2 separate regions of the Homo sapiens genome follow, and region 1 is linked to region 2. A link is an interaction called in ENCODE POLR2A ChIA-PET data of the cell type or tissue named here. Cell type or tissue: MCF 10A. All regions are shown on one strand. Each heading gives the region's core, and the rest is flanking DNA. Links, peaks and the distances in the headings are about the cores only.

Region 1 (16,032 bases), core at 4,203-12,202, 100 kb before region 2:
GAGAAAAAAGAACAAAAATGTTGGTAGGGCACAGAGAAGGACCTGGGCTTAACCTTCTGGACCAAGTTCCAGGGAGCAGCAAAACCTCAATTACATTTGTCCCCTAGAATGGAAATGATTATGTGGTATGTTTAGGCAGTGGGACCTTGGACAACGCCAGTGAGCTTCCTCCAGCCCAATGTGGTCAACATTGGAGGATTAGATTGATTTCTGTGAACCCAAAAGGATCACAGGAGTAGCAATAACACCTGCTGGACCTGAATGAGGATCTTTTCCATTCAATCCACATGTTCTCTCAATGGAAATCAATTCGGACAATAACATTAGACCATCTTAACCCAGAGTGCCTTAGCACTAGATAAGCCTCTGCTGTGGTCTGGATGTTTGTGCCCAGCCCCTAATTTCATATATTGAAACCTAACCCCCAAGGTACCAGTATTAAGAGGTACGGCTCTGAGGAGGTGATTAGGTCATGAGGCTCCATCCTGGTGAATGGGATTAGGACCCTTATGAAAGAGGCTTCAGGGAACCTGTTTGCCCCTTCTGCCTTGTGAGGATGCAGCAAGAAGTTGCCATCTTTGAAGCAGAGAGCAAGCCCTCACCAGAAGCTAAATCTGCTGGCATCTTGATCGTACACTTCCCAGCCTCCAGAGCTGTGAACAATACATTTATATTGTTTATAAATTACCCAGTCTGAGATATTTTGTTATAGCAGCTCCTGAATGGACTAAGACAGCCCACAGAGTTTAGCAGTGACCCCAAGGAAAGGAAAGAACTGCAAGTTGCCTGAGATTAATGTTGCTCAGGATCCATTTATTCCCTATTCCTGGTGTTTCTTTGTAGAGAGTGCTCCATTAAAGTAACACTTTTGTCCTGTCTCTGCTTCTTCCTTAGGCAGCGATTTACCTAATTGGTGAGTTTAGGATTAAAAAAAGGAATACATCCTAGAACATTTCTTAAATATATTCCCTTTTCTCTGTTTCATGCAAACATGGCTTATTTATTTTTCAAGTCTTTCTCATTTCTTACCTGGATGCTTTCAACACAGGTGATATAGCTTCTTCCTTCTCCACCACACCTGTCCCCATCAATCTACCCATCACATTTCTGTCAGAATTATCTTTCTATAACACAAAATTGCTTCTATTCCTCCCTTGCTAGTCTTCAGTAGTTCCCTAGCACCTTCTACTATCTGAGTCCCTGGCTTTCTCCCTAGCCTCATGTCTTATCACCAACAGTTGCTCAGATATACTGTTTTCTGTCTAGGAAACTTCTCTTGCCCCATTCCTGCATCAGATTTCTTCTCATACATCAAGATTCTGCTCTCATTTTACCTCTTCTTTGAAGAGCTCCTTGACACATGCTGCCTTCCCCATGCCCAGAGCTGGCACTCTATGGATGCCATGCCTGCATTTTTACACACCTGCCCAACCCCACTTCCCACTCAGGAGTGGTAGAGCAAGAACTTCCACCTCAAGAGAGTTGCTGGCCTGTTTGTCCGGACACTCATTTGGTTACTATATTTACTAATTTACTTTTATCTACTGAGCTGGGTTACTGAGTCTTAGAGGCTTGAAATCTGGTTCTACCTTCTCTTTCTCCATGTGGTAATGAAAACCGGAACTCTGGTTAAAGCTAAGTGGTCTCTCTCACTGTGGCTGTTCCACTCAACATCAGTAGCTAGGTGAGTAAATCAGGTGGAGGTGGGAAGGAAATGGGAAAACAGAATACTGGCCAGGATGGTCTGTTGTTTCTTATCTGTTGTTGGCTTTGGGGTATTTTATTCTAAAACCCTAGAGGCTGAGAAGGTTAACTGGAAGGCTTCCAACTCTGAAATCCTACCGCAGTCCCCTATTGCTGCATACCTTTTAATAAAGTATCAATCACACTATATATGTAATTAATTTGGATAGGAAAGTAGGGCATGTGTCATCTCTCCTAGTAGACTGTGAGTCCTTTATTACTGACTCAGAGTCCATATATTATTTTTTATTTCTCATGCAAGACATGACACAGTAAAATCTAATAAAAGTTTACAAAATAAATTTAAAATGTAACATTAACATAAAAAACTCTTTTAGCTGTTTCCTGCTTCTGGCAGGGAAACAAAGATTGAATTAAGAAGGAAATGAGGTGGGGGTTTAAGTAAGCATGTCTGTACTAACTAGTTCCACTAATGTGGGAACAATATAATGGATTTTGCTGAAGAAGGAAGTGTATGCTACTTAAGTTGGGCCATAAAACTCACAGTATGATCGCAGTAAAAGGATTGTAAAGCACATACTCACACATTGTTGATTTGCCCAAGGTTCTGAAGAAATACCACAGAATGATTTTGGTATAGAAGGGTAGATAAAGCCTGAAACCAAAATACAAGGTTAGTGCATTTCAGAGCAGCAGCAAACTTCTGTTCTTATGGGTTAATTAATCATGTTACTGAAGAATTGATTTGGCACAAGGGAGCTATGTATTGCCACAGAACTCTGAAATTGCAGAAATTATCTCATCTATAAGTAACCCCACTGGAATTGCTTGACTGTTCTGTTTCACAGTGGAGAAATTCATCTTTCATCAGCACACACGAGAAGAGACAACAGGAAGACAAAACAAATTGAGTAGATAATAAAGTTACCTTATAGGAATAGGTAATATAGACAGGTAAGGTCAGAAATTTCTGTGGAATGGAATATGAAAAGATGTTTATGAGCAGATTCTATTTCTTTAGGCAGTTTTATCATTCAGAGAAGTAATCTATGCATTTAATCTAATGCCAGCTTTTATTTTTCTTTGGTGATTACCACACAAAAATAAGAAGTTGGCACCAAATTAAATGCATGGATTACTTCTCTGATAAAAGTACTCGATATAAGGGAAATTTGAAGGAAATAGAATGCATACATACACACACATACACTTAGTATATGTGTGTGTGTGTGTGTGTATATATATATATCTGTGTGTATATACACACCACACACACACACACACACACGTATTGGAGGAATAAGAAATATTTAATAAAATCTACACAATTTCAAAAATATGACCAAATACTGGTGGTTCCTCATTTACCAGTAGAACTCTCTCTACAAATGGAAAGTGAGAAGTCTATGAAGTTACCTTAGTTTTTCCAATTAAGACTGTTCATTGATTGTATTTCTTCTGTCTCTATAAGTACCATATTCCCAATTAGTATTTCATCAGTTATAAGACCCATCATTATTTTGTGTGTAACTGAAAATGAAAAAAAGATTTAAAATATGACTTAGTAGTTAGAATTTTTATCTTATACGCCTTTAAGTAAATACAAGAGAACTGTTTCAGCATAGATTTTTAAAAATCATGTGTGTAAAAGAGAATGAAATATTAATTATGATATTTACAAAGCTCTGTACATTCAGAATTGAACTCTTTCTGCATCTCTTTTTTGAATCAGAGTTGTCATAAACCACAATTTTTCACGGTAACACCCTCTCTGCCATCAGGATAAATAACATTTCTTAAAGGAATATTCTACTGCAGTCTCTGAGATTTTTTTCCCTGTCTTAGACATCCATTCTACAACTCTGATGCTGGCACATTTTTTATCTTGGCAAAAGGACTTAATAGAAAAATTTTAGATAACAATCAGGATTCATACTCTTCTCAATAGTCCTTAAATGGTTTATTGACCAAAAAGTAAAGAAGTAACAGTCCAGTCATATCATGGAAAGAACAACCAAATTCATGCATGCACAGGCAAAGACAACCATATCACTATGACCACCTGGCTGACAGTAACTGCAGGACATCAATTATTGTAAGACACTTCCTGTAATATGTTTAATTCCTCTGACATAAGGATTTATGTGAATTAGGAAGTGGCCCAAGGGTGAAAAGTAATAGGGAAATAGAGAAATAGAACCGATCCAAAGGAAAGGGGGAAAAAAACCCACAAAAAGTGTGATGTCAAGCAAAGCCTATTCTGGAGATGACTTTGGTTCACTCCCACGGGAGAGCCCTAGAGACAAAAAGGTTCTACAGTAGGTTCAAGTCAGAGGCCAGAGAACCCAGAGTATTTATACCTCTGCACCATCAGTTATTGAATGGGGGTGGGGGTGGGGGTGGGTGTAAATTTCCAGGTGCTTCCAGCCTGCAATGCAGTCAAAGCATGTTCCTGTAGCCTGAGGACAGCCGTCCAACAAAGAGGTGCAGGTGCTGAATGTTGAGAGTGAAAGCACAGGGAGCTGTCATGCATGAGAGTGGTAGAGGGATCTGAAAGTGCTAGCAGTGCCTATTATACATCCAAATACTAAAGACGCTTAGATGTGAAAAATGTGTGTCTTAGAATCGATAAAATATGGTATAGAGAATCAAGTCTCCTTGTTCCTGGTTTATCTCATAGCATACTTAAAATTCAGCTAAAGATGAAATGCCTTAACAAGTGAAATGGGCTTTCTGAAAAATTATTTCAATCAAAATTGTGTTAAAAGCTATTTCTAAAAACCCTAACATGAAATACTTAGAAGAGATCAAGTGGTTTGTCCCTGGACATTCAAGCAATTGAATGTCTAAACAATCCAAGACAGATAATTTTGTAGTATTTACTGTGTGAAGTGAACCTTTAAGGCTGTGGACAATGCAAACTCCCTCATGTACCTTGCTCCTTGCCAATTTCAAACAAACCTTCTCACCTATGATATAAGGCTTCCTTAGAATTATTGATTAATTATTTAAGATACAATAAAACCAAAGTATTTTTAAAACACAGTAATTATGTTAGTGCAGGTACATGACATAGATATCCTCAAATATTCTTAGGACATCTATAAATCACCACAAACATTCTGGAAAGCAGTCTTGGAACATCTATCAAAGGCCTTAAAAATTTCTTCTTCTGTGAATTTATCCTCACAAATGACCCCAAGTTTAGACCAAAATAAAAAAATGCTTAAAAGGCTTATTAAAGCATGATTTAAAATAGAAATGATTGCCTAAATTCCTGAAAACAGGGGAATGTCTAAATAAAATATGGTATCTAACATGATAGAAAATGTTTACTAATGTTTAATGATACCAAGAAAGTATCACAATAATAACATCAAGTGGTAATAACAGGAAACAGATCTGTATACAATATAAAACCAACAGTATTGTATATATAAACACCATAGAAGATCTGAAAAAAAATTAGATGACATTATTTGTGATATCTATTTTATTTATTATATTTTTCTGCATACTACTCTACAGTGAGCCTGTCCTTTATAAGAAAAAATGCTAATGATTTATTGTGTATGAAAAAAGTGTATCTGATTTGATTATATATTTTTATTTCCACTTATATTTTCTAGGATTATTTTGCTTTAGAATTCTATGTATAATCCTGTGAAAATTTGTAGTGTTGTAGGGACTGGAAAGATCAGAGATTATGTTATGGCCATGAATGAGGCCTGACCTGCATTGTCAATAACTAAATTGATTATTGTGGAAACAACAAAAAAATTCATTTTTTGAAATGAAAATCTTTATTGAAATAACTATTTTACCATTGTGTGGTCAGATTCACTGCATTTGATGCTTTTTCAGGATTTGTTTTTCCTGCTAGAAATGCTAGAGTTGTCACAGATGTGATATTTATGTTTTCATTGTCTGGGGAGGGCCAAGTTTCATGACAGAGAAAGACTGGGGCCAATTCTGTGATTATGGATGTCAACTTATCTCAGAGCAGTATCATTGGTTGAGCAGTCCTGCAGGACATCTAAGTTTACCGTCTTTATCTTGCCATTGTCAAAGATCCTGGACCTATTTTTTTCTGCCTTGAAAACTTTTGTGCAGTAAAACCAGCAATGGATTTTAGCAGAGTTGATGCATCATTAGGATTTTCACATTAACTCTTTGGACTTAGAGCCATGTCTAAAGTGTCCTTCTTTTGGATATAGTGCCTGGTGCAGAACTCTACCACAAAACATCAGGTGTGCCTCTGAATAGTCTTTGCAAGAAGCACAAAATCCTAGAATTGAGGTGAATTTGTAAGTTCCTCTAGTCCAACCACCTTTCAAATGAAAGAATCCTTCCAAAGCACCCCTGGCCAATAGCTCATCAAGATTTTGCTTAGATATTCTTATTGAGGGGGAACTTACTAACTCCTTTAATTCTTATTTTGCTTAAGGCTGAGTTTTTAAAACATCTAACATCAGCCAAGATTATTGATTTATCTATAAGGAATAATCTGTGAATTAACCTTCTGTAGCTTTTCCTTGCTGACCAGGGAATACCTCCCCATTGAAGCCTAGGCCAGATTCCAGTCCGTTTTGACCATACCCCATCATGGTATTTTAGAGTACACCTGAATAAGATACATGGTGCCATGTACATGGAAACTGACTGCTCTCATGTTACGGGTTGAACTGTGTCCCCCCAAAATTTGTATGTTGAAGTCCTAAAATTGGCACTGTTGCCATAAGCCAGGGAACTACCTAGGAGATGCTAGGAGAGAGGCCTAGAATGGAACCCTCCCTCCCCCGCCCCTGGGGCCTTCAGAGGGAGCGGTGCCCAGCTGACACCTTGACCTTGGACTTCTAGCCTCCAAACTGTGAGACAATACATTTCTGTTGCTTAAGCCACTCAGTTAGTGTGCTTTATTTTGGCAGTCTTAGCAAACTAATACATCCCCCAATCCAGAACTGTCCTCCTTTGGATAATAAAAACAGCAATAATTATAGTGTCATTACCCTGAGTGACTGGTCCCACTGTTGGTCATTCTTTGTAGATGTGAGTTATTGCCCTATTGAGATCAGAAGTCCTCTCACTTAGAGGCATATCTAAGACTTTTTTCTTGTGGAGGGAGCTCACTCAACTGTAGGTAAGGTTTGACTCATCTGGGTTAGTAGTAAGAACAAACTTCCAAGTGGCACCATCTTAAAGGTGCAAGCCCATGTGGGCGATGACCAGGTCTGGTATATTAAGAGGCTCTTGGTAGCACATTAGAAACACCTGGAGAGATTTTAAAATTTACAAAGCCTAGCCAAACCCCAGACCCATTAACCCTGACTCTCTGAGAATAGGACCCTGGCACCTGTGTTTTAAGGATTCTAGGTGATTTCAATGTGTAGCCAAGGTTCACTGCCATAGCCTGTCCTGGAATGCAGGTAACTAAAACTTCAGCAGATTATGAAAAACAAAAGTTACTTTCTTGGATGCATATATTCTTATAGCCTCAAAACTGAAACTGCAAACTGAACAATGCTGCAGTCAGATACACACACATATTTCAACTGCATAACTTCCTTTAATAATACTTTTATTTTTCCAAATTTGAAGACTGTCCCTAAGTCATTTCTTCTAAAAGTTAGTAATAATCCCACCAACTCACATTTACATAGAAGTTACAGTTTAAAGTTTGCATCTCGTAATAACTTGGTGAGATAGGGCAAGCATTATTTCTAATTTGCATATGAGAAAAAACTAAGGCTCGGATGAGTTATGTGACTTCCCTGAGTCATGTTAGAGTAACTAACTCCTGATTTGTAAACTGAAGGTCCCAAATCCTGGGAACTCCCTCAGCTCTGGGCAAGCCAGGACAGGTAGGTCACCCTGCACCTACACAAGGACTGAGCTGAGTTCTAGTTACCTGCTGTGAAGGACTGTAGAGGTTATCTAAGCCAGCTCCTCCTTTTACTGGAAAAGGAAAAGACTGAGATAAGTTTCCAAAACCCCTGCTGGAGCACCTTCTACTTCTAGAAAGATGTTGAGGGGCTTCCAGGGCACAAAGGAAAGAGAAGTAACTGTGTCTCCTTCCCCAACCATGTATGTGATACATTCATTCTCTAGGATTGGAAATTCCCAGAAAGCTGTGTCAGCAATGAGATTTGTTTCATTGTTTTGCCTTGTTTTGTCATTGAGTTGTTATAGTTAAAGTTTATTATTTTTTAATGCAGAAAAAAGTGACTTTTGGGGGAGTGCAGAGTTCTATGAATTTTTAACACATGTCTAGTTATTTGACCACAACCGTAATCAAGATACAGAACAGTTTTATCATTTCAAGTGCTCTCCTGCTATGCTTTTATAACACACCCTTCCCCACCCCAACTCCTGGCAATTACTGCTCTATTCTCCGTAACTGTAGTTTTGCCTTTTCGAGAATATCATATAAATAATCATGTATTATGTAACATTCTGAGACAGGCTTCTTTCACCCAGCATAATGCCTTTGAGATTCATCCAGATCGTTGTGTGTATCAGTAGTTTGTTTTTATTACTGGGTTATAGTTCATTGTATGGATATACCACAGTTTCTTTAGCCATTCACCCACTGAAAGTCATTTGGGTTGTTTCTAGGCTTTGGTGATTATGAATAAAGCTGCTATCAACATCCACGTATTGGTTTTTGTGTGAACATAAGTATTCATTTCTCTAGATGAAATACCCACAAGTAGGATTTCTTGATTTTGTGATATATATGTTTTCTATTGTTGCCCTTTAAAATTACATGAATTTAGTGACTTAAGCATTACAAATTTATTATCTTACAGTTTTGTAGGTCAGAAAGGTCTTAATGGGCTAAATTCAAATTATCAGCAGGGTTGTATTTCTTTCTGGTGGCCGTCAGAGAGAATCCATTTAGGTTCAGTTCCTTGAGGTCATAGAACTTGCCTTTTGACCCCCTTTATCCACCTGCAAAGCCAGCAATGGCCAGTCAAGTCCAGTCCCTTCATGTACATCTCTTTCTAACCCTTCTCTCATCCTCTCTGAACTTTCTTCCATTGTCATATCTCTCTCTCTGACCCAACCATGAAAGGTTATCTGCTTCTAAGAATTCTTGCTTAGATTGGGTTCACCATGATAAAATTCAGGATAATTTCACCATTTCAAAGTTCATCTCTTAATCACATCTGCAAAATCCCTTTTGCTTTTCAAGGTAACATCTTCATGTGATCTGGAAATTAGGGTATGAGCATTTGTAGGGGAGAATGTTATTCTGCCTGCTTATCTTTTCAAGAAACTTCCAAGCTGTTTTCTAGAATGGCTGTAGCATTTAATATTCCCATCGGCTGTGTATGAGAGTTCCAGTTGCTCCATGCCCTTGTCAACACTTGGTACTGTCAGTATTTTTTATTTTAACCTTTCTCATGGGTATGTAGTGGTATTTCATCATGGTTTAAATTTGCATTCTTCTCATGGCTAAAGATGTTGAACAACATTTCATCTGCTTATTTGTCATCTGTTTATCCTCTTTGATGAAATTTCTGTTCAAATATTTTGCCCATTTTTTTAAACTGGGTTGTTTTCTTGCTGCTGGGTTTTAAGAGTTCTTTATTCTGGATACAAGTCCTTTGTCAGATATGTGATTTTCAAATATTTTCTTGTCTAAATTCAACTTTTCCATATTTCACCTATATACCAGTTTACACACATACAACTTCCCTGCACCTCAGGTTCTGTTTAGGTTGGCCTAGACCACAGAGTGATCTGATTTGGGTTTCTAAGCCAGGGTTTTCAGATCTAAGAATGGCTCTGCCTTCTCCAAGTTATAGTAGATCCCAGATATCTACCTATCACAATTCACTCCATTCCTATATTCCTCTTAGATAATGCAACTTTTAATCTATTAAAAAATGTCATTTATAAGATCACAGGATTTTAAAGGGAAACAGCTACTCGGGAGGCTGAGGCAGGAGAACGGCGTGAACCTGGGAGGCGGAGCTTGCAGTGAGCCAAGATAGCGCCACTGCACTTCAGCCTGCGACAGAGCGAGACTCCATCTCAAAAAAAAAACAAACAAAACATGGCATCTGCAACTCCTTTCACACTAATGACCCTACATTCCAACAAACATTTTTTGAGTGTGGATGTGGCCTTCATAAGAGAACCATTAGGGGAGTCAAATGACAGGAAGTCAAAATGAACTGGGAGGAAATTTGAGAACACTGCAGAGTAGTTCCTAAGCATGGGGAGAGACCTCTATACCACTGAATTATATAGATGTATAGATACCAAATCTGCTTGGAACAGTGTGATTTTTGAAATCTAAAGACACCTGCTGATGCTCATAGCAGAAATGCTGAAAATTAAGCAGAGAGTGGAAATTTTATTGCAAGCCTTCTGGAAATTTTTGTCTATGTCTGTATAATAAGGCAGCAATCTGGAGCTGTCTTGAGAATTAACTTCAAGAATCTAAAGTTGACAGAAACCAGCCCAGGCTATTTGAAAATCATTCTCTTACTGCACCAAGCAGAGGAGTTTATCAGTCAGAAACCCTGCAGGAAATAGGATCCATCACAGATGGTCCAAATGAAGGCGCTGCTCATAGATATGTGGTGAGGGGTCAAAGAACAAGCAAGTGATGGTGAAGCACCCAAAAACTAGCAGGAGGCTGGAAGCTATCTCTCTGCTTTTAGAGTCGGGGGACAAAGGGGAACATAATGTCACTGGAAACCACTGAAAATGAGACCGTGGAGGATCAGGCACCCTGCCAGAGCTGTAGTTGCAGAGGGATGCAGCTAGTATTGGAATATAGTGTCAAAGCAAGAAGGATAGAAAGAGATGAGGCCATCCCAATCTCACTCCCTCCTTTGTCTCTCCCATCCTCCCTTCTGCTTTAGAGCTTCCCATTGCTAGAAGGAAGCCAACCCAAAAGCATTCAGCAGGAGAGCCCAGGGGAGACAATCTATAGGTCTCTACTTCCTCCTGAGGCACAGACAAGATCACAGATGGAACTGAGAGGCAGGTGGGGAATAATTGGCACAGGAGTAATCCAGTGATTCCTGACGCATGTGCAAGAGGAGGTCTGCTATCTGAGAAAGATGAGTATGGGTGAGTAAACAAACCATTCATTTTTTGATGGGTAATTATCGCCCACCTTCTAGGGGCACAGATGCTGCCCATGGATGAGATACACAGTTCTTATTCTCACAGAGCTTACAGCCAGTCAAGTGAAGCAGAGAAGAAGGCAAACTCAGCACAGGGGAGGAAGTAAGTGTGACAGACGCACATAGTGGAAGCATGTAACTCAGGAAAGAGTGGTCTGCGAGGGCTTTTTGGAGGAAGTTATGCCTCAACAGAAATGTAAATGATTCGTAGATATTGACGAGGCATGTGGAGAAGAGGAAAGGTGAGAGAGCCTCCTGAGTAATGTCAGGGTGATGAGACAGAGTGATGCTGTGGGGTTCAGTGTAACCATGTAAACAGAGCACATCTTCAGGTGGGCAACCAGGTGGGGACAGTAGGAATAACCTGAAATAACTCTGGAGAAGTAAGCAGGGCTCAGATGCCAAAAGGCCTCATAAGCTATGTTAAAAAATCTGGACATTCCCCTAAGAGTAAGGGTGAGGCACAAAAGATCTTAAGTACGGTGTGATCATTAATTTTATGTGTCAGTTTTACTGTGTTGAGGGATACCCAGATAGCTAGTAAAACATTATTTCTAGGTGTGTCTGTGAGGGTGTTTCTGAAAAAGATTAGCATTTGAATCAGTAGACCCAATGAAGATCTGCCCTCAGCAATGTGGGTGAATATCATCCAATCCACTGAGGGCTTGAACAGAGCAAAGGCAGAGGAAGGGAGAATCCTCTCTCCCTCTTCTTGAGATGGGACATCATTCTTCTTCCCTCAGACATAATATTTCCTGGTTTTGGGGCCTTGAGACTCAGATTGGGCCTTCCACCAGCCCCACCCTCACCCTATCCCCACCTCCCCACTTAGTTCTCAGGCCTCAGAAGAGAGTCTCATCATTGGCCCCCACCAGTTCTCAGGACATCAGACTGGGACCAAATTACACCCCTGCTTTCCTGGTTCTCCAGCTTACAGAGGCATCTCCTGGAACTTCTTAGCCTCTGTCATCACACAAACCAATTCCCATAATAAATTCCCTCTTATCTCTGTACCTATAATGATACATATGAAGATACTGGTTCTGTTTCTCTGGAGAACCCTGACTGAAACACAGGGCAATGGCATAATAAGATTTGTTTTTAAAAACTCCCAGGTGTAGAGGACAGCTGGGCAAGGAACAAGAGTGGAGGAAATTTTCAGACTGGTCCCTTCTCTGGCTGTAACACCCTGGCCAAGTGTCTCAACCTCCCTAAGCCTAGCGCCCTCACCTGTTCAACAGCAATAATCAGGCCTGTCTTGCCTACCTCACTAGATTATTGCAAGCAGTGAAGGGACGTGAACAGGCTCTGGCAACCAGAAAGCACAGTCATAATTCCAAATAACATGATGAAAAGAAAATGTGGCTGATATTGTTAATTTCCCAAGGAAATCTGTGTAGTCCTCTGACTCATTTTGCAAAGACTGGAGAGGAAATGGAGAAGGAAGCACACCAGAGCCAACACTTTGAAAGGAGGTTGTTCATTCCATCACTTTCGAAATGGAGATTCTGTCCTCCTGGCTGTGTGGCACATGATTGCTGTCCAATAAACAGGAATTGATGAATGGCTGAGTGAGGCTTTGTTTTGTTTTCATTTTTCAAACTCTTATGACTGCAGAGGGGAAAACTAAATCAATGCCATATGCCTGTAAAAATCCCTCTGACATCTTTTATTGTAATGGAAGATGACAATGGTTATCAGAGCAGAAGGAACATGCCTGAGTGAAAGTAAATACCAAACACCTTTTGGGAAACAAAGCACCTCCTGGTGACCTTTGCAGCTGTTCCACTCCCTAAATTATGGCAACCTGGAGTTGTCTAATGACAGTCTAACCAGGATTTCCTCTTGTTTTCAAATGTGTGCGTCCTCCCTCTCCCTGGGTTGTGCAGAATTTTAAATGTCACAGTAATCACATTTTTCCCGAGGATAACATGAAATATCATTGGAGCTTAATGGAGATGAACAAATGATCAAATTCAGATGTTGGTGATATATCATGTTAGAGGAATGAGATCTATTCCACAAGCTGCAAAGCCTCTAAATTTTGTTAACACAAATAAGAAATAAAGTAGCAAAAGCTACTATTTCTGAGTCCCTACCATGCACCCCACCCTGTTCCAAGTACTTTACACCTATCATCTCATTTAATCCTGACGGTTCTTCAGCGTGGGCATTATTGTCCCCATTTAACACATAAATTCAGATAAATTCATTGAACTATTTAAAGCCACATGGCATGTGGTTTTGTGAATGTCCCCCATTCAAGCTATATGGCCTTAATAAAGTTACTTACCTGCTGTCAGCCTCATCTGCAGAATGCAAATATCAAAGACCTCTCACTCATAAGATTGTGAAGGATTACATTAAATAAGTTATGTGTAGCACTTAAGTACAGTGCCTGCTATACTGCAATCACTTACTGTATTAGTCAGAATTCTCCAGAGAACCAATAGGAGATATATAGATTTGTTTTATACATATAAGGAGATTTATTGTAAGGAATTGGTTCACATGATTAAAGAGGCTGTGAATTCCCATGACCTGCTATCTGCAAGCTACAGTAGACTCCAAAGAGCTAGTGGTATAGTGTCAGTATGAGTCTGAAGGCCTAAGAACCAGGACAGCTGAGGTCCAGTTCAAGTGCAGGAGAAGATCAATGTTCCAGCTCAAAAACAGAGAGAAAGAAATCTTTCTTACTCAGCTTTTATTCATCCAGACCTTCAATGGAGGAAGAGGCCTAACCCATACTGGGGAGGAAAATCTGTTTTACTCATTCTATCCATTCAAATATTAATCTCACCCAGAAATACCCTCACAGACACACCCAGAAATGTTTAATAGGATATCTGGGCACTCTGTGCCCCAGTCAAGTTGACATATAAAATCACACTAAATAGTGCCTTATTAGCAATATTATTGTGATTGTTATTATTGTAGATCTGGTATTTTACATCTGTCTAGCCCTTTCCACATTGCCCGAAACCAAAACCAATCATCAGTATAATCATAATGAAATCAAAGCTACATATAATTTTTTTCTTCCCTTAGGAAATTTTTCAACATCTTGCACATTTAATTCATGGCAAGAGTTACTACCACTGGGACTATTTAATACTCTTGGGGAAAAGTGGAAATATATGATAGCAATTCAGAAATAAAGGAATGTCTCATATTGATTCCTAGAGCATGGAAAAAAAAATAAAGGAGGGGGCCTAATTAACAGCTTCTTGCCAACCCTTCAGACTAGACCTGTGAGTATAGGTAACCAAGCAAAGAAGAGCTTAGACCATGAACTAAAAGAAAGCACATCCTTGGGCTGCAGGCATCTCATTAGACTCTCCTATATAAAACTGAACAAAAATGAGTTCAAATCTGAAGGCAAAAAGCTATATACAGTTGATCCTTGAACAACATGAATTTGAACTGCATGGGTCCACATATACATGGATTTTCTCCTACTTCTGCTACCCATGAGATAGCAAGACCAACCCCTCCTTTTCCTCCTCTTCCTCTTCCTCTCCCTATTCAATATGAAGATGATGAAGATGAAGATCTTTATTATGATCCACTTCCACTTAATGAGTAGTAAATGTATTTTATCTTATGATTTTCTTAATGTTTTCTTTTCTCTAGCTTATTTTGTTGTAAGAATATAGTATAAACTATATGTTACATACAAAATATGTGTTAATCAACTTTATGTTATCAGTGTGTTATTATCAGACTCAAAAGTTATATGTGGATTTCTGACTGCAGCAGTGTGGCGAGATTGGCACCCCTAACACTAGCATCATTCAAGGGTCAACTGTATATATCTATACCACAAAATATTCCATGGAATTTTCCTTGACTCAAACCGATATCTCATTTACTAAGGTGCCCACTTTCTACCCACCACCTCCATGTCTGGTGGTGGAGTGAGAAAGAGCTGAGCTTGACATGAAGCCCTGCCACATACTAGCTTTGTTACCTTGAGCTAAATACTCATCTCTGAGCTGCAGGTGCCTCCTCCATTGGGCACAAAACCAACTCAACAGAGTCATTATGAAGGTTAAGGAGGTGCCTGGCTCTATGTCTGGCACATGATAAGACCGTCGTAAATGTGAGCTTTCTTCCACTCTCTTCCTCTCACCTCCATAAGGAAAAAGTAGTAATATTTTCTTAAATAGCTACTGTTTGGGGACAACTGAAAGATGCCATTTGTTCTTCTTTGCATAAGGAGAAACCTAGAACTAAAAGAACTATAGGAACTTTCAAGTCCACTGGTCATCAAACGATACTCTGTGAAGCCTTGTTGGGGAGTTTGAGGTTGGGTGAGATTTCTGTCCCTGTTCACCCCTACACTTCAACCTGAGTTCTTTTTACTTGCTTTATGTATGTATTTAAGACCTTGCTTTAACAAAGGAATCCCCAGAAAATAATTGCAAACCACCAGTCTAAAGAATTACAATTTAGAGATGAGGAAATGGAGACTTTACAGGTAAGGCAACCAACTCTACAATCATTTGAAACAGAATCAGAATTGAAAGGCTGGTTTCTGAACTCTGAGACCACCATGCTTTCTGTCATTAAGCTGTAACACCTCACTATTACCAGTGTGGGAACAATAATGTGATATGACAGAAAGCCTCCCTCATCACAGAGAAACTTAGGTTTGGCTCAGGTTTACTGAGGGGAGTTTCCCATGAAGAGACTTAAGACAAGAGGAAAGACCATTTTAGGCATATCTCAGAGGTCAAGGTGGATAGCACCTGCTCTGTATGGCCTATAGAAGTCAAAATTCCTTTTAGATTCCTATTCCAAGACTTCATCCTACATCATGTCAACTGACACAAAACAATCCATTTTTTACTTTCTGCTACAAGAGCTGAGTATACTTCAATTCACTAACATTTGGGGGAATGGAGGTGGAGACAGATGCAGGTTCACTTTGCTAAACTCATAACATTACTCTATCACACTAGCAACCTATGCTTCTTAACCTTTCACCTTTGTTTCTTCTCAGCTCCTTCATCTGATTGTCACATAAGACTCTAAATTCTTCTGCTACTTTGCAGACTTATCTAGTTTTTCTACCATTCTTGAATATTCAGAACTACCAAGGTGCTTAGCAATTTGAAAAAGTCCTCATGCTATCAATAATCAGCCTTCTTAGAATGTAGTTGTAATTATAGGTACAAAT
Region 2 (16,032 bases), core at 2,899-10,898:
TGATCTTGAAATAGTACACAAAAATATCACCTGAAATGACCAGTACTTCAAAACCCACTGCTAATGCTCAGATATAAACACAGATTGAAGGAGCTTTGAATTCATGCCTTTAGCACCCTGTAGTACCAAATGAACAGGAAGAAAGACGATTTCATGTGCACAGGTAACCAGGAACAAAGATTCAGCCAGATAAATCATCCGGAAGGTCACAGAGCTGAGGGCCTTAGCTGTGGGGGAAGACAGAAAGCAGGACAATGCGAAACTTGTGCTAGAGATTGTTACTGAACTCCGTGTCCTCGACTCTTGTAGAAATTTCTGTGGCACATGGAGCAAGATTTAAATGGAAGGAAATGATGTAAAGGAGGAAGAGAATACCCCTGCCTCGATATATTCATATTGAAGTTCCTCCTTTCAGACCTCTGTGTGCTGGCCCCTTCTCCAAAATTCACTTTGAATTATAACTCAAGGCCACTGGCTGGAATGGAATTAATTCTTAGCCTCCAGCCACCCCTGGAGGCTGTGGGAGCTTGGGAAAACATGCCTTTATGTGATCCTGATCCCCTGCTACTTAGAATGTGCGGTACCACTATCTTCAATTTTTTTGTAGGAACAAGCAACAAAATGAATAACCCTTCAAAGTGGGAAAACAGCCAGGAGAGAAGGGAACAGAGCCCCAGTGAGAGACACAGTTATGCCTCGGTCATTGTGCTCTGTAGACTGAGAATCACCACTTTGTAGCTGTGTGACCTTAGAAAGCAACATCATTTCTTGGAGCCTCAGTTTCCTTTTTTGTAGAAGGATACAATTTCTATTTGATTGAGTTATTGTGAAAATTAGAGATAATACGTATAAAGGGTCAACTGATTAGCAATGAGTCTTCTATTTGTGGAAGCAATTGTGATCATTGTTGTATGTGTCAACTTTTATTACTTATTTCAATCCCTGTCTTCTGAAATATCTTCGTAAGGTAACTAGGTACTGTATATAACCCTTCCTCTGGAGAGAAATGTCAGGAGATTTTGCCCAGTAGTTACTGGATTGGGGTATTTTGACCAACACTTGTAATCAACTGACAAGTATTTCTTAGTCCCCTACCAAATTTAGGATGTGTACCATGTTAGGAATACTATATTTTTTCCCAGGAGACCTGCACATATTGGGTGTTCACACCTTGGTTCCTACTGAGAGTCAAAAATTGGGGTTTTGGGATTTGAAGCAGCTTGAAAACTCATTTGTCAGAGCTCATTAGAGTCAGTATTGATCAGTGACTCTCAGAAGGCTTGGAATGCCCAATCAGAGTTGCAATGCATAGCAAAGAACTCCTGAGTTTCAGGGGATGTCATTTTGTAAGGTTCTGGTGGAAAGACACTGGGATCAAAGGGAACACTGAGGGTCTAGAAATAAGTTCTCCATTTAAATGTCTTATTTTAAATAATGGAAACACACTTCAACATAGTTTCCTTCTTGGAGTTGAAAACTCGATAGTCCTCATAGAAAAGGAAAAAAGTTAAACCTCGTCTTCAAATACCAAACTCAGGTAAAATAACACTCTGCTGTTCATAGATTGTTGATCATTATAAAGATGCAAAATAAAATTCTAAGAGATGTTGGCCTGATGGATGGATATTGCAAGCAAACCTGAAAAAGGAGAAAGTTCTTGATTATTCTGTGTGGCTCACAGGAGTGACCAGAATAGAAGTACCAAGTTAATCTTGAGGAAAATAAGTCCTCAGAAGGGAAGAGCACAGATGTAGCCTTGGTCATTCTGGGAGCTGTATAATTTCAGTCTTGATTGGTGTTTCTCAACCTTGGCACTGTTAATGTTTTGGGTAAATCTTTTTTTTTTTTTTTTTTTTTTGAGACGGAGTCTCGCTCTGTCGCCCAGGCTGGAGTGCAGTGGCGCGATCTCAGCTCACTGCAAGCTCCGCCTCCCGGGTTCACGCCATTCTCCTGTCTCAGCCTCCCGTGTAGCGCCACCACGCCCGGCTAATTTTTGTATTTTTAGTAGAGACGGGGTTTCACCGTTTTAGCCGGGATGGTCTCGATCGCCTGACCTCGTGATCCGCCCGCCTCGGCCTCCCAAAGTGCTGGAATTACAGGCGTGAGCCACCGCGCCCGGCCTTGGGTAAATCTTGTGTCTTACGCTTTATAGGATGCTTAGCAGCATCGCGGCCCCTACCTCCTAGTTGCAAGTAGGACCCCCAGTGCCCCAGATGTGACAAGTAAAAATGTCTTCAGTCACTACCAAATGTCCCCTGGGCATAATACAGTCACTCCCGGTGGAGAACCACTGGTCTAGAACTTCAATTTGGACAGCAAAATCTGGACTTACTTTAGGACCCTGTCACACGCATGGATAAACTACCTGCAATGCTTTATGGCAAAACTTTTAAGAAGGTCAGGGGACATTGGGTTGCCAAGAAGAAATAGAATATTAATAAGAGCATAATTATACACTTTAGTTAATAAAACTAAGCCATCAGGCTAATCAGGAGATAATTGCAGAGTAGTTTACCAAACAATTGTTTTTGGCTATTCACTCAGCATGCATCTTTTGAGCTATGCTCCGTTGTGGTGTTAGTGCTTCTTGTTTGGTTGAAGGGCAATGAAACCATGAGCTGATAAAGTATGCATTTCTAGGTCTACCCCAAGGATGTCTTGGAATGACAAGGTGAGCATTCTTGTGAATATTTATTTATTTATTTACTTATTTGTTTATTTATTTTTGAGATGGAGTCTAGCTCCATCACCCAGGCTGGAGTGCAGTGACACAATCTTGGCTCGCTGCAACCTCCACCTCCGGGGTCCAAGCTATTTTCCTGCTTCAGCCTCTCTAGTAGCTGGGATTACAGGCATTCACCACCATGCCCGGCTAATTTTTGTATTTTTAGTAGAGACGGGGTTTCACCATGTTGGCCAGGCTGGTCTCAAACTCTTGACCTCAAGTGATCCGCACCCCCTCGGCCTCCCAAAGTGCTGGGATTACAGGCGTGAGCCACCACAACCTGGCCCATTTTTGTGAATTCTCATACTATTTACCATGACTGCCCCAACCCCTTTCTTATCTTGAGCACCCCATCCCTATTCCTCTAACTGTCTGATCAAAGAATGAATCAAATATCTGAAGAAATCCAGTTTTCTTTCAAGAAACAATCCAGGGATTCATTAAAACCTGTTGTGGCTATTGTGGGATCACCAAGCTTTCTGGGCTGACATCTTAATGAAGGGAAGAGTAGTGGTTCTTGGAGGCCAGAGCTAACTGCAGGGGCTCCTCGGTCATCCAAGGTGCAGTGTCCTGAATGTTCCTAGGCCAGCAGAGATGACAGGAGTCATTCTGATGACTTCAATGTTTGCATTTTAGATACTGTCAGAGGTGGGATGTGGGGGTGCTCTCCTGGAGGGACGAATATGTGCTGGGTACTGGAAAAAGAAGAATCTGTTTGCCATGAGAATTGAGCGATTGCTTTAAGGACAGCCATCCCTTTAGGGAAAGTCATCTATAGCAGACAAAGGCAGAGTTATTTTTATATTACATGCTTGTAAAGCCAGATTTGAAATTATTTCCTCTGGTGGTTTTTCTTTGAATAGCTGGGGGGTGTCCTACCACTGTTAGGCCCATATTCCGCTGAGAATTAAGAAGGCTGTCTTTCTAGTTCTGAGCACGGAGACTGGGTTATGATGAAGGCTGGTTACAGAGTAAAGTGAAAACCCTTCCATGTGGTTGTGTGTGGGAAAAGGATGGCATAAGTGGGTGGCACAAAAGGAGCGGGGGTGGGGGAGAACCCATTGTACCTTTGCAATATGGAGTTTGTATTCTGTTTCTGCCGACCTTCCTTGTGAGAAGGTTTGGGTATGGAAGGAAAACGCTGGCCTGGGAATCTGAGTAATGATGGAGGGAAGTTCTGTGCAGGTGATTCTGGGTTTATGGAAGGTCAGAGGATTCTCTTACTTTTCCCAATATTATGAGGTGAAGCTCCGCTTAAGGGCGTGCAGTTCGTGTATCTTTCCAGTCCAGCAGACTGATAATGTCTGCAGGTTGGGAGCGCCATGACTGATAGTAGCTGTGCCCGGTGTCTCAAGCATCTTGGAAGTGCTGTTCATTCATCAGGGGCTAGGAGATCCTGAAGGGGAGGGAGTCTGCATGGTTCTGGAGACAGGTAGACATTTTTCTGTTTCTTGTAGAGTTTATCTTCTCCACGGATCCCTGTAGAGGACAGGCTTGCTGACATTCACAGGATAGTAGTCCCAAGCCTGTGGCAAAAGGTATTTTTGGGTATGTCTGGAAAGCAAGGCAACTTGGTGGTTAGGATTGTAGGCTCTGGGCTCAGGGGCTTGGGTTTACATCCTGGACCCACCCCTGGCTTGCCGTGTAACTTTGTGTCAATTTCTTAACCCTTTAAGCCTCAGTTTACTCGTCAATACAATGGAAATTATAAATGGTCCCTCTCCCTTGGGGTTTTGGCAGGGTTAAATAAGATCGCATGTGACAAGTCTGGCCAGTGTGTATTGCACGAGTACTGGGTGCATTCAGCTGTTATGGTGTCAGTGGCATGAGGTACAGAAAGGAATGACTGGATTCCCAATCCCTGTTTTCTATTTAGGGATTTATTTATCCAGTCCCCTTCCCTCTGCAAAAATAGGACATGCTTTCATGCATTTTTTTTCTTTCCCATCATGTCCAACACTTACAGCCTGACCTTTCTCTTCCTTCTGGGTTGGGACGAATCGGTTCCCTGATGTTAACCCCGCAGCATGGCTTCTGGGTTACCAACTCCTGTTTTGCCAATGTGGAAACAGCCACTGTCTGGGTGCCCAGTCCCCCAGCTCTCGTGTGAGCCCTGGCAACCCTGGCTGCCTGCCTGCATGACCGTGTGCTCCAGGCACGTGGCTGTGCCCTGTGGAGCTTGCCCAACGCTGTGTGGTGTGCTGGCTTGCTTTTTTTTTTTTTTTTCCCTCCTCCCCCTCGCTTCCCTTCCCAGGAGAATGACAGCAAGTGCCAGCAAGCAATTGTAATCCTGACCCTGGCATGAGAAAGCTGAGCTCTGGAGGGCAGTTCAGATGCCAGGGAAACCTGTTCTGTCCAACATTCTAGCCAGACCCCAAACCTGGCCCTCTCTCCTGCCTGTCTGCCCAGAGGCCCTGTCTTCTCTGCACTGCTGCGGTGGGCAGGATTCCTGGAGGCCAGCTCCTGCCAAGGGTCTTGGCAGAGTCTTTCCAGTTCAGCACTGTGCCTACCAGACTAGAAAAATAGCAATATAAAGACAGAATTAGGTGGAGGAGAAGGAAAGGGGGTGGGGGAGGTGGGAAGAAAAAAACCCTTGATAACATCCTAATGTAGAAAGCCAGAGGAGGGGAAGACAGCCGTGATTTATTAGGTTTCTCAGAAACCTCTCTTCCAATTAGCACTAATCACTTTTACCCAGGAATCATTTTTTATGTCTCAGCAATGAAAATGGAGGTAAGAGGGAAGGTAGTAGAGAAAGTAATAAGATGAAAAAAAGTAGAAAATAACATATTAGAGAGGTACAGGGCCTGTGTTTGATTCTGTAATGGGTGTGGGTGAGAATATTGGTCACAGCTAATATTGATTATAGTATTTGGCCCTCCCCCAGCAAATGTCTTGTCCTAAAGCTACTAAACCACTGTTTTTCTATAAATTTAAATTTCCCTCAGACTTAGGTGCCTCTGTCTCACCATGCACAATGTCTGTCAGAATGTCCTGTGTTTGAGACACCAGTCTATACGGGCAATATAGCAGTAATGTTTTTTAGAGCACAGAATTGAATAAACAAAACAGCCTGAGTGTGAATCCTGACTTTGCCACTCATTAGCTGCTCACGATCTCAGGCAAGTCATTTAAATGCTCTGAGCTTTCAGTTTCTCATCCGGAACTTTGGAATAATCATTGGACCTGCCTCATAGGACTGTTGAAGGTCATATGAGCCAATGCATGCAGAGTAATTGTCACAGTGCCTCGCACACAGCAAGTGCTTAATAACAGCTGCTGCAAGCAGCACCTTCACCACCATCTAATCTCATTTCCCATGGGAGGACCAAGCGTGGGGCTCAGAAAGAGTCTTGATACTTTTCCCTTCCTAGCTAATTAAGAACACTGGTCAAGAAATTTGGATTTCTCTCCTGCTTCTCTGCCAAGTCTTGCTTGCCCTTCTCTTAGCCTTTGAATTTTAGGTGACCTTGAGTAGCTAACTGTACCCTTTACTCATTCTTCCTGGCTCATGGGATTAAATAAACAAAATGCATTTTGAAGAAGTTTTTTTGTTTGTTTGTTTTTTGAGACAGGGTCATGCTCTGTGGCCCAGGCTAGAGAGCAGTGGCGCGATCATGGTTCACCACAACCTCAACCTCCCAGGCTCAATAGATCCTCCCACCTCAGCCTCCCAAGTAGCTGGGACTACAGGCATGCACCACCACACCTGGCTAATTTTTGTATTTTCTATAGATACAGGGTTTTGTTATGTTTCCCAGGCTGGTCTTGAGCTCCTGAGCTCAAGCAATCCACCGACCTTGGCCTCCCAAAGTGCTGGGATTACAGGTGGAAACCACTGTGCCCTGCCCAAAGAAGTTCTTGATTAGATTTCTTCCATGTCATATTTGCTAATAGATCAGTCAGTTACTGCTACCATTGAATTTTTAACAATAGACATTAATAATTATATTTAAAGGCAATATAGTGACCTTGGGGGTAAGGAAACCATAAAGGTATGTTATGGTGTTTCAGAAGGAGAAGGTTCAGTTTATCCTCCGGCTTGCAAGCAAGACTTTACATAAGCATTCCAGAATAATAATTCCTCCTCTCCCCAAGGGGTTCTTTAATGAGTAAATCCTTAATCTTTCTGAACCTTGATTGTCTCTTCTGCAAAGCAACATCCTTGTTGGGTTTTTGTGAGCTTTCTAAAGCTACTGTGCAAGAAAGATCCAGCTTGGTGCCCTGTACATAGTAGCCAAGCCTTTACCATAAGTCAGTTCAGTTACTTTTCTCTAAGAAATGATACCATGATTAGAAAACAACAGAGGACTTTGGGAGGCTGATGTGGGAGGATTACTTGAAACCAGGAGTTTGAGAGCAGCCTGGGCAACATAGCAAGACCCATCTCTACAAAATATTTTTTTAAAAATATTAGCTGGATATGGTGGCACGTGCCTGTAGTCTTGGCTACTTGGGAGGCTGAGGCAAGAGGATCGCCTGAGCCCAGGAGTTCGAGGCTGCAGTGAGCCTTGATTGCATCATTACACTCCAGCCTGGGTAACAGAGTGCAACCCTGTATCTAAAATTAAAAATTAAAGAGAAAGCAACAGAGGAGGTTTTAGGAGGCGAAGAGCAAGGTGTATGGTCCCAGAAATAGCATCTGTTTTTGCTCTGTGCTTTGGTGTTTTGATTTGTGCACCCTGAGGAAGAGAGACAAGAGTACAATTTGGCTGCTAGTTTCAAGAGACAGTGATTTAGTAGGGAAGATAAGACTTTTAGGCAAAGTGATGAGTGACAGGACAAACTAGCATGTTCTCAGTGTCAAATGACGGGTATATAGAGGCCTCCAATATCTGCTGAAAAGAGGAGGTTGAAAGATTAATCAAGAAAATGAATATAAATAAGGGAGCAGTATAGCCAATAAGAGCTGCCAGACCTCACAGGAAGAAGCCTTTGCTCAAGGCAAAGGTGCCTGGGGCGAGGCTTCTTGGAAGAGTTGTAGCCTGTGATGGGCCCGGAAGGAGGGGTGAGAGAGCCAGATTGGAGAGGTTAATGCCCCACAAAGTTATAGAGGCAGGAATGCCCACAGGGTGTTTTAGGCAACAGGGTGTAGATCCAATTTGGCTGGTGCAGAAAATTCATATGAAGGAGTCAGGGAGATGAGTCAGAGAGGTTGGTGCCAGTCAGGCTGACAACTTCATGAGTACCAGGCTGCAGAGCTTGAACTTTATCCAGTAGGCAATAGGGAGCCATTGAAGGTTTTTCAGCAGGAAAGTGCATGTGAACATTTCCACTTGAGTTCAAGGTTGGATTTGAAACATTTTTAGAAACTTGACAATAGTTTCCTCTGGCAAGCCAGGATTTCCTTATTTTTATTATTTTGAAAATAAATACTCTCCCTTGAACATCAAACAGCTTTTCAAAACACGATGTTCTAATGATCTAGAGAAAGTAATTCAAAAACACAGGGTTTAGGTTTCATTTATAAAACCCATAATTTTGGTGATTGGGGGAAACACTCTTTGGCAAGGAAATAGTTTGAGGGATTTGACTGGTTCAGAATTTAAAAGTCCAAAAGCAGGCCTGGTCTCATAGGAGTAGAAAAATAGATTTTAATAAACCCAACTCATTAACGTTCATCACTTTTAAATGCCTCTATTTTATACAGCTTACTAGGTTTGCAAATAAGTATATTGAACCAGATGTTATGTGTATGTGTGTGTGTGTGTGTGTGTGTGTGTGTGTGTGCGCGCGCATGTGTACGTGGGCATGCGTGCATTTGGGTTTGTGGGTGGGGGTGGGAAGGTTAATGTCTCAGTGATACAAATAGTACCTGATTGTAAGGATTACCTGGGGCAGTAATATCAAGCTAAAAATACTTAGCCAAGTTTCTGGCTAGCTTAAATCAGTTTTACTCCTGGGAAACAAAGGAGTCATTATTACAGTTTTGCATTCTTGAGTCCTGACCTTGTATTTGTGGCTCCCTTCTTCCCTGAAAACAGAACTGTACATCATGCTTAGATATGGGATGTGTGTGTGTGTGTTTCATATTGGGAGTACTAGTAAAGGAAAGGGACATTGTGGGAGGGGATCGGATTGGGGGGGGTTGGACTGCTGAATGTCAAGTGCATGAAATGACTTGCTCAAGCACCCCCTGAAGTGTGCTCTGATATCAAGCCAAGATTTCAGAAGGCTGAAAGAGTTGCCATAACCCAATCTAGTTCACTTAAATAGAAAATAGCTGTCAAGGTGGGCAATTTCACCTCCAGCTACATAGAGTAGACAATTACAGGAGTGTTGGCAGAATCGAGTGTCTGCTGGGGGAGAAACTATAGTATTTGTTTCTGTTAAATTGGCTTGTGGTGGGTACAGACTCCATGACCGAATGTGGAAATTCCTAAAATGTTGGTTTTCCTTCTTTTCTGACTTTTACAAACTAATGTTACTCTCTTAACTCACTACCCATCCAATCTCATTTTCTTTCCTGAAAAACTACACAGCTCCCCTGTCACACAGGGTTCGTAAAAGTTTCGTTTTTAGAAGTTTAATCTGGGATTTGTTTCCTTAATGATCTTTGGAAGAATGCTTTGGAATTTGAGGTCTTATAATGAGACATGGCTTGTGGCTATTAAACCCTGTTGCCTCTCAAATTTTGCCTGGGAGACCCTAGATTCCTAAAAACAATGAGTGCATGCTACAGAAAGATGCTTCAGGGAGCTACAACACTAAATCATCTGTGACAAAATGTTCTCTTAGAAAGTGGAATTGCATAAATGGATCAGCAGAAATAAATGCTTTGGCAGAAATTCCTTGAGTGGGGAAGAGCAATGCTTTCTTTTCTAATTAGCTCTGGGTAACAGTCTGCTGTGGTGTCTTTGCTGTGGAACCCAGGCATGGACAGTAGAGCAGGAAAGTCTCATCACTGCTCTCTAAGTGCTTCTGCACTTAATGGAAAGAGTTAAGCACGCCTGTCCATTTGTACCCAATAAATGCCTCTTGAATTGATTTGAGTGGCGAAGGTTTGTTTGGGGGAAGGATGCCACCAGGCCCTGACCAATGGGAATCAATGCAGCAAACCAGATGAACAAGATCATCTAGATATGCAGTAATCAGATTACCCAGAACAGAAATCTCAATACCCCAAGATATGAGGGGTTATTTTAAGGATAGTGGCAAACAGTTAAACTCAGCCTGCCCTGAGGATTGAGCAGAAGACTGAATTCACCTTAGTCATTATGATGTGGGCTGAGTTAGTAACACTGAAGGAGACCATGCAGGCTTTTACTAGAGAACTATGAAAACAGGACAGAGATCTCAGATCCAATTAGTACTGGATCAAAATAGTATTGTTTTTAAAAGGCCAAAGGCCATTGAAAGATTTATAGAGGAAAGAGTAAGTAATATAAAATGTAAAGATGGAAATAAAGCCTTGAAAGAGTTCCTGAAGACAAGAAGAGAGAAATTTGCAGAACTGACCTTGTAAGAATTTCATAAAATTCATTTCATTATGATTGATTTCTTTGTATTAGTACACCTTCCTGGGGAAGTGAGTATCTTTTTTCCTCATAAAATCTAAAGCATGTTTATTTCAAATGGGCAGTGACAACTAAATGATTTAAAAATAATATTTATATTCATGTCAAAAAAGTTATTTTTAACATTATAAGTGAAATTTACCCAAACATAGTAGGCCAGATAATGATATTTAGTTATTGGCTTCCTGGAAGACTGATGACAGGAAGATTCAGTATTACACAAACTAGGTATAAAGAAGCAATTTAGGTCTACTTATTTTATTTCTCCTTTGAACCTCTCACTTGCCTGACAGTAGCATTGCATTGATTGAGATTTTATGATCATTTTATCTTGAATTGGTTAAACTAAAATTTATATCTTTGTCTTCTTTATAAAGAAAGATATTACTAGCTGGGCACAGTGGCTCACACCTGTAATCCCAGTGCTTTGGGTGGCCAAGGTGGGAAGATCACTTGAGGCCAAGAGTTCAAGACCAACCTGGGTAACCGAGTGAGACCCCATCTCTACATTATATATATATATTTTTAATTTAAAAAGAAAAAATATTACCAAACAGATTAATTATGCAAACATAATTTTGGGACACAGAGTTAACTTGAGGACAAAATAGTTTTTAAAGATTTTAACTGTGTATATATAAATTAATATCCTGAACCACAAGTGCGTATTAGTGAATAGCAAAAGAATTTTTTTCATTCTGACATTTCAGTAATTCAGATTAGCATTCCCACCAAATTGTTGCCAGTTATCTCCATCTGTCCCCTTCTCCATTCCCCCCCACCACTCAATTTTCATATCTTTAAAATTAAATTTTCATATAAGTATATGGAACCAAAATATTATTTTCATTCATTTACCTGCCACCAGAGAGGATGTCATCGGCCAACCCGCAAAGGTGGTGGGATCTACCAGCCATATAACTCTTCTGCATTTGTTCCCTCCATTGTAAGTGAGGGTGCTGATACCTGCTTCAGAGGATTCCTGGAGAAGTAAATGAGATGATACATGTACAGCACTTAGAACAGTGCTCAGTATATAAATGGCAGCTTTCAGCAGTTTTATTTTTATTCTACAATTACTATTCCTTCTCTTCTTCCACCTCCATGGCTATTTTATGGACACTTAAGTAGGAACACATCTTGTGTTACAGCAATGCTATAGCAGTGATGGCCTGGAAACTGCTTTTGAGTTATTGCAGGGAAGAAAGGATCAGGAAGAGATACAGCAGGTGAGCACCCTGTGTTTTTACACCTGTGAGAAGATACATCCCACCTCAAACACCATTTGTGGTCCTATCACCCTAGCATGTCACAGTGTAATTGCCTGCTTTCTTGGATAGCTCTTTGAATAGATGTATGCTCTGTGAGCCCTGGCTGTGTCTTCCATCTCCATATGCCCTGCTGTGCCTGCATATGTCTTCTGGTGCTATGCCTGGAAGATCTTGAGTGGGTAAGGGTGAAAGGGAATTTAGAATACATTTCCTTTGGTGCTCTAGAGCCTTTCCAACATACTGCCAGATTTGTGTTTTAGGTTTCTTCTTTTTACCCTTGGTGACACTTCTGGGCCATAAAGTAGTGAACTGGCTGTCCTCTAGTTGTTGTTGATGGGCTCTTGAGTGATGTGGAGGCAGGATAATGGGTTTTCAATGGTCACAAAACTCCCTGGCCTTCTGCTCTCCTTAGTGTGAGTCTCTCAAATACATAATTCTTAACTCTCCTTTCTCTGTACCAGAGGGAAACGTGGCAGAGAGGGGTCCAGATAGGAAAGAATGGACTCTTCTGCTGAAGTGAAATGGAAATACAAGGAAATTGTAAAAACAAAAATAGATTATTTGGAAGAAATGTCTAAAAACGGTTTTTACACAAAGGGGACAACTAGAAGTTGATCGATTTAAGAATTGAGATTAACCTGGTATGACTTTGGTTTCCAGCTAGATTACAGCTGTGGGGTTCTTGGCCCTTGGCATGGGTCACGCTTGATACAGTATGTTGTGCACTGTACATGTGGATGTGGCAGGGTAAGGCTTTTAAAGGTACAGCAGTCTTGAGGGATTACAAAGTACATCAGCATGAAACTAGGCAAGATTTTAGCCTCTTGTGAGGGATGTTGAATTTCAGCTAAAGCTCCCTCAGCATATTTTTGTATCCCATCAAATATCTCTGAGTCGCGGCCAGGCGCAGTGGCTCATGCCTGTAATCCCAGCATTTTGGGAGGCTGAGGAGGGTGGATCACTTGAGGTCAGGAGCTCGAGACCAGCCTGACCAACATGGTGAAACCCCGTCTCTACGAAAAATACAAAATTAGCCAGGCGTGGTAGCAGGTCCCTGTAATCCCAGATACTCAGGAGGCTGAGGCAGGAGAATCGCTTAAACCCGGGAGGCGGAGATTGCAGTGAGCCAAGATCGTGCCATTGCGCTCCAGCCTGGGCAACAAGAGCAAAACTCCATCTCAAACAAAACAAACAAAACAAAAAATATCTCTGAGTCTGTCTCCCCTTTTATAAAAGAGTGAACACAATGCTCCTAAGTTTAAATCAGATAAATTCAGTATGAAATCATAGCAATAGCCATTATGTGTTAAAACCAGCATTGTCCTAAACACTGACTGTAAGTAGTTGTAGCAAATCAACTCATATTAGAAATGATATTGGTCCCTGGAATTTAGTCTGTTCCCAAGAGGACTGAATGTTGTGAATACATTGCCAAAGTATGTTTTCTTTTTTTCTCCATCAGCCCTTCCATTCTGACTACAGGCAGCTTAAAAATAAATTTGGGCATATCTCAGTGGCCAAAAACCATGGAGATCAGGATGAAATCATTTTCAAGGCAGAAATAACAGGCGTTGATAAAGATATTCAGAGAAACACAGTCCTAATAGCATCGGCACGTGATTGTGGGGCCCTTTAGTCACCAAGCTAAATTGAATTTGGAATCAGGGGTCTACTGAAAAGCCAGGAAACTTTTGAGCAAGTCACTTGAATTCTGAGCCCCCATTTCCTCATCCAGAACATGATGGCCTATTTTGCAGGATTGTCATGCAAGTTAAATTACATTAAACAAGCTATCAGTAAAAAGGATGTGGGACTGTGCCTACTCGGATTGTCACCCAGTGAGTTTTAATTCGGAGTCCGAATCTGGTATTTAAAGGCCACGTTCTAAAATGCACTTGTAGTTAATATCTTTGGAGTCTTGCTTCCAGGTTTTTGAGTTGCTGGACTGGGTCTTTGTAAGCTCCGTGATGCTGCTTTGGGAACACAAGAGATCTAATCTGTAGTCCTGGCTATGCTATTAATTGCAAGTATAACCTTAGGTGTTCAGCTTCTCTGGCTTTTACTTCTTCATCTGTAAAATGGGAATAATCTACGTCCTTCTAACTTACAAGTATGTCATAATAGAAAACTGACCAAACAGTTTACATCAATGTCCATTATTATTTCCATTGGCTTTTAGGCGGCAAGAGATGGAAAACACGTAGCAACAATTTCAAAGGTAGGCCAGTTCCAAAGAGCACTGAACTTGGAGTCAGCCAATCTAGGTTCTAAAGCCAGTTTGTCAGCATTAGATGTCTCTGGACAGGACAGGTCACCAAATCTCTCAAAGCCTAATTTTTCTTGTCTATAAAATGTAGGTGCTGTTTCTAGCTCTACGACTCTGTGTTCAAAGACTACTATGTGCTGGAAGACGACTAACATTCACATTTTGGTGAATGTCTAAAAAAATTTAAAGCCTCTTGGGGGTAATGGAGCTGCTCCCAAGCCAAGTAGTAGATGGATTAAGAATCTGACATTCTTCCACTCATAAAGGATGACAGAGTTTAAAAACTAACGCTGAAAAGCAAAAAACATTTGACACCTTTTGGAATAAAAAAATCAACAATAATCAAGCTAGTTACTTCCTTAAAAAATGGTCTTCATGCCGAATGGAAACCACCAGATTCTCTCTGGTGTTCAGCATTCCAGAACAACCCTGAAAATAAATTATCTGGCTGGAATCATTGCTCCAACGGTTGGATTTCTTAGTGGTCGTTTACTAGCCAGACAAAATAATTTTTTTATAAAGAAAAGAAAAAAAAAAGGAAAGCCCACAGAAGGAAACACCCCAGGGCCCACTGCTGGCTCTTTTGATGGCAACTTTTCTAGGAGGACAGTGGCCAGAGGGGGCCTTTGGCTGCTCCTCTAGGTGGCTGGAGTCAGGTTTGTAGGACCTGCCTGTGATAGTAGGTTTCATCTTGCAACTGGCTCTGATGGATTAGTAGGTGCCTGAGAAGTCATTTTGAAAGGGTCTGAGGCTCGGTCTGGGCTCAGTGAAGAGTTCTGTGATTAATTAGTGATGTCTGCCCTTGGCTTGGGTGGGGCAGTACTGGTGCCTGGTGTTTGCTGTCCTGCCAGAGCAGGTTTGGAAGATCCTTTAGTAGTTGTCCTTCTACTGGGCAGCAGATCAAGGACTCAGGCCGGTGTTGCTTCCGATGTCCTGGAAAAGTGTTTTCTGAGCCTCCAGCACATAATGTTTTACTCTCTGAAGGAGGCTTATTCTGATTAGCTTAACAGAGGGTATGGAAGAAAGGAAGTCTATTGATTCAGCTCCTTGGTCACGAGACAGGAATTGCAAGGTGGAGGGAAGCTGTAATTCCAACACGTAAGTCCATGGATACTCCAGTAAAGCACAGGCATAGGTGCCACTGATCCAGCAGAGGCAGCCACAAACCACAGGCCCTGGTAAGCTGCCTGTGGCCAGAGGTCATGGCTGCAGATTCCAGGGAAACTGCGTCCTCGGTAGGCAGTCAGCCGTACACTCCATACTTGCGATTCTTGATATTTGAAATCAAAATCAAAGTGCAGCCACTTTCTTTAAGGAAGCTTTGGAGAACTTGCCAGTCTGTTTAGGATTGAAGGTGATTCTCAGTTATCCATGCTAAAGGAACAGATAATCTGAAGTTTATTTCTCCTCAGCTGTGGAACGTGCTTTGCGTTTTTGTGCTGTTGATCTGCTTTCCTGGTAAGGTTTGAACTCTTCAGATTTTTCTTTCTATAAAGAACGGTTGAGGGGGAGTGTAGTGCTTTTTGCAGCTCCCCCAGTATGTTTCTAACATAGCCAGCCAAATGTCTCTGAGCCCTTCCAGCCTCCTAACTTTAAATCCATGAACTGCACCAGGGAAATAATCAACCAGTTGCAATTTGTTGAGCACTTACTGTGTGCTCCCTGGGATCCAGGTAACTGTGTGACAAGGACTTGATCCAAGAGTGTGTTGGGCAATAGGGTGAAGTGGGCTCCAGGTTAAACATTGGCTATAGGGATTTACAAAAGAGTTCACTGAGAGTGGGCCTGACTTCCTCTGCTACTGCTGTTTCCTGTTGTTTCCAGTAACTGCACTTGAGCTCTGCATACGGTTAACTTTCAATTATCCTGAGGCTGATTAACTGGTTTGCAGATTAACCAAGGTGAAGGCTCACCTGGGCCTGGGAGTCGCTCATCAACTCAGCTGCTCCATAATTAGCTGGTGATGGCTGATTGCCTGCCCCATGGTTGGGAAGCCTGGGCACTGGGCGACTGCAGGGGAGGGGGACCAAGGGATGACTTCTTCCAGGACCTTCTACTCTCTCCAACCAGAGGTGCCCTCTAGCCCTGTAAACTTCTGCATTCTCCAGCACAGTTCCTGAGAGGTTCAGAAGTTACCTGGGTCCTGGTGCTCTGCTCCTGCTACCTTTCAGCTCCTGCCCCCAACACCCTGTTCAAATTGGGAACAAGTTGACCACAGGGCACAGTGAATTTGAAAGTCCGGAGATTAAGTCA

Evidence for each region. ChIA-PET counts read pairs that join two places held together with the same protein. Peaks named below come from ENCODE experiments on the same cell type or tissue, not always from the same donor. Only the 100,000 strongest peaks of a DNase experiment are listed, where the experiment ranks them.
Region 1: POLR2A ChIA-PET joins it to region 2 with 5 read pairs; 1 of 35 experiments calls an interaction of 5 or more read pairs at or near these places.

Annotation. Positions count from the first base shown.
Region 1 is chr17:55,165,276-55,181,307 of GRCh38, forward strand. It overlaps STXBP4 (syntaxin binding protein 4), which reads left to right. Exons shown (of 18, transcript NM_178509.6): 18 at 1-8,357. Among named protein-coding and RNA genes, the nearest start is that of HLF, 92 kb to the right of the region's middle. RefSeq lists an enhancer at 7,195-7,244. In MCF 10A, for the core only: no CTCF peak of the experiment used is centred there; a DNase peak (open chromatin) is centred at 7,546.
Region 2 is chr17:55,268,821-55,284,852 of GRCh38, forward strand. All of the region lies in intron 2 of HLF (HLF transcription factor, PAR bZIP family member), which reads left to right. Among named protein-coding and RNA genes, the nearest start is that of HLF, 12 kb to the left of the region's middle. RefSeq lists an enhancer at 15,282-16,032. In MCF 10A, for the core only: no CTCF peak of the experiment used is centred there; DNase peaks (open chromatin) are centred at 4,931 and 7,801.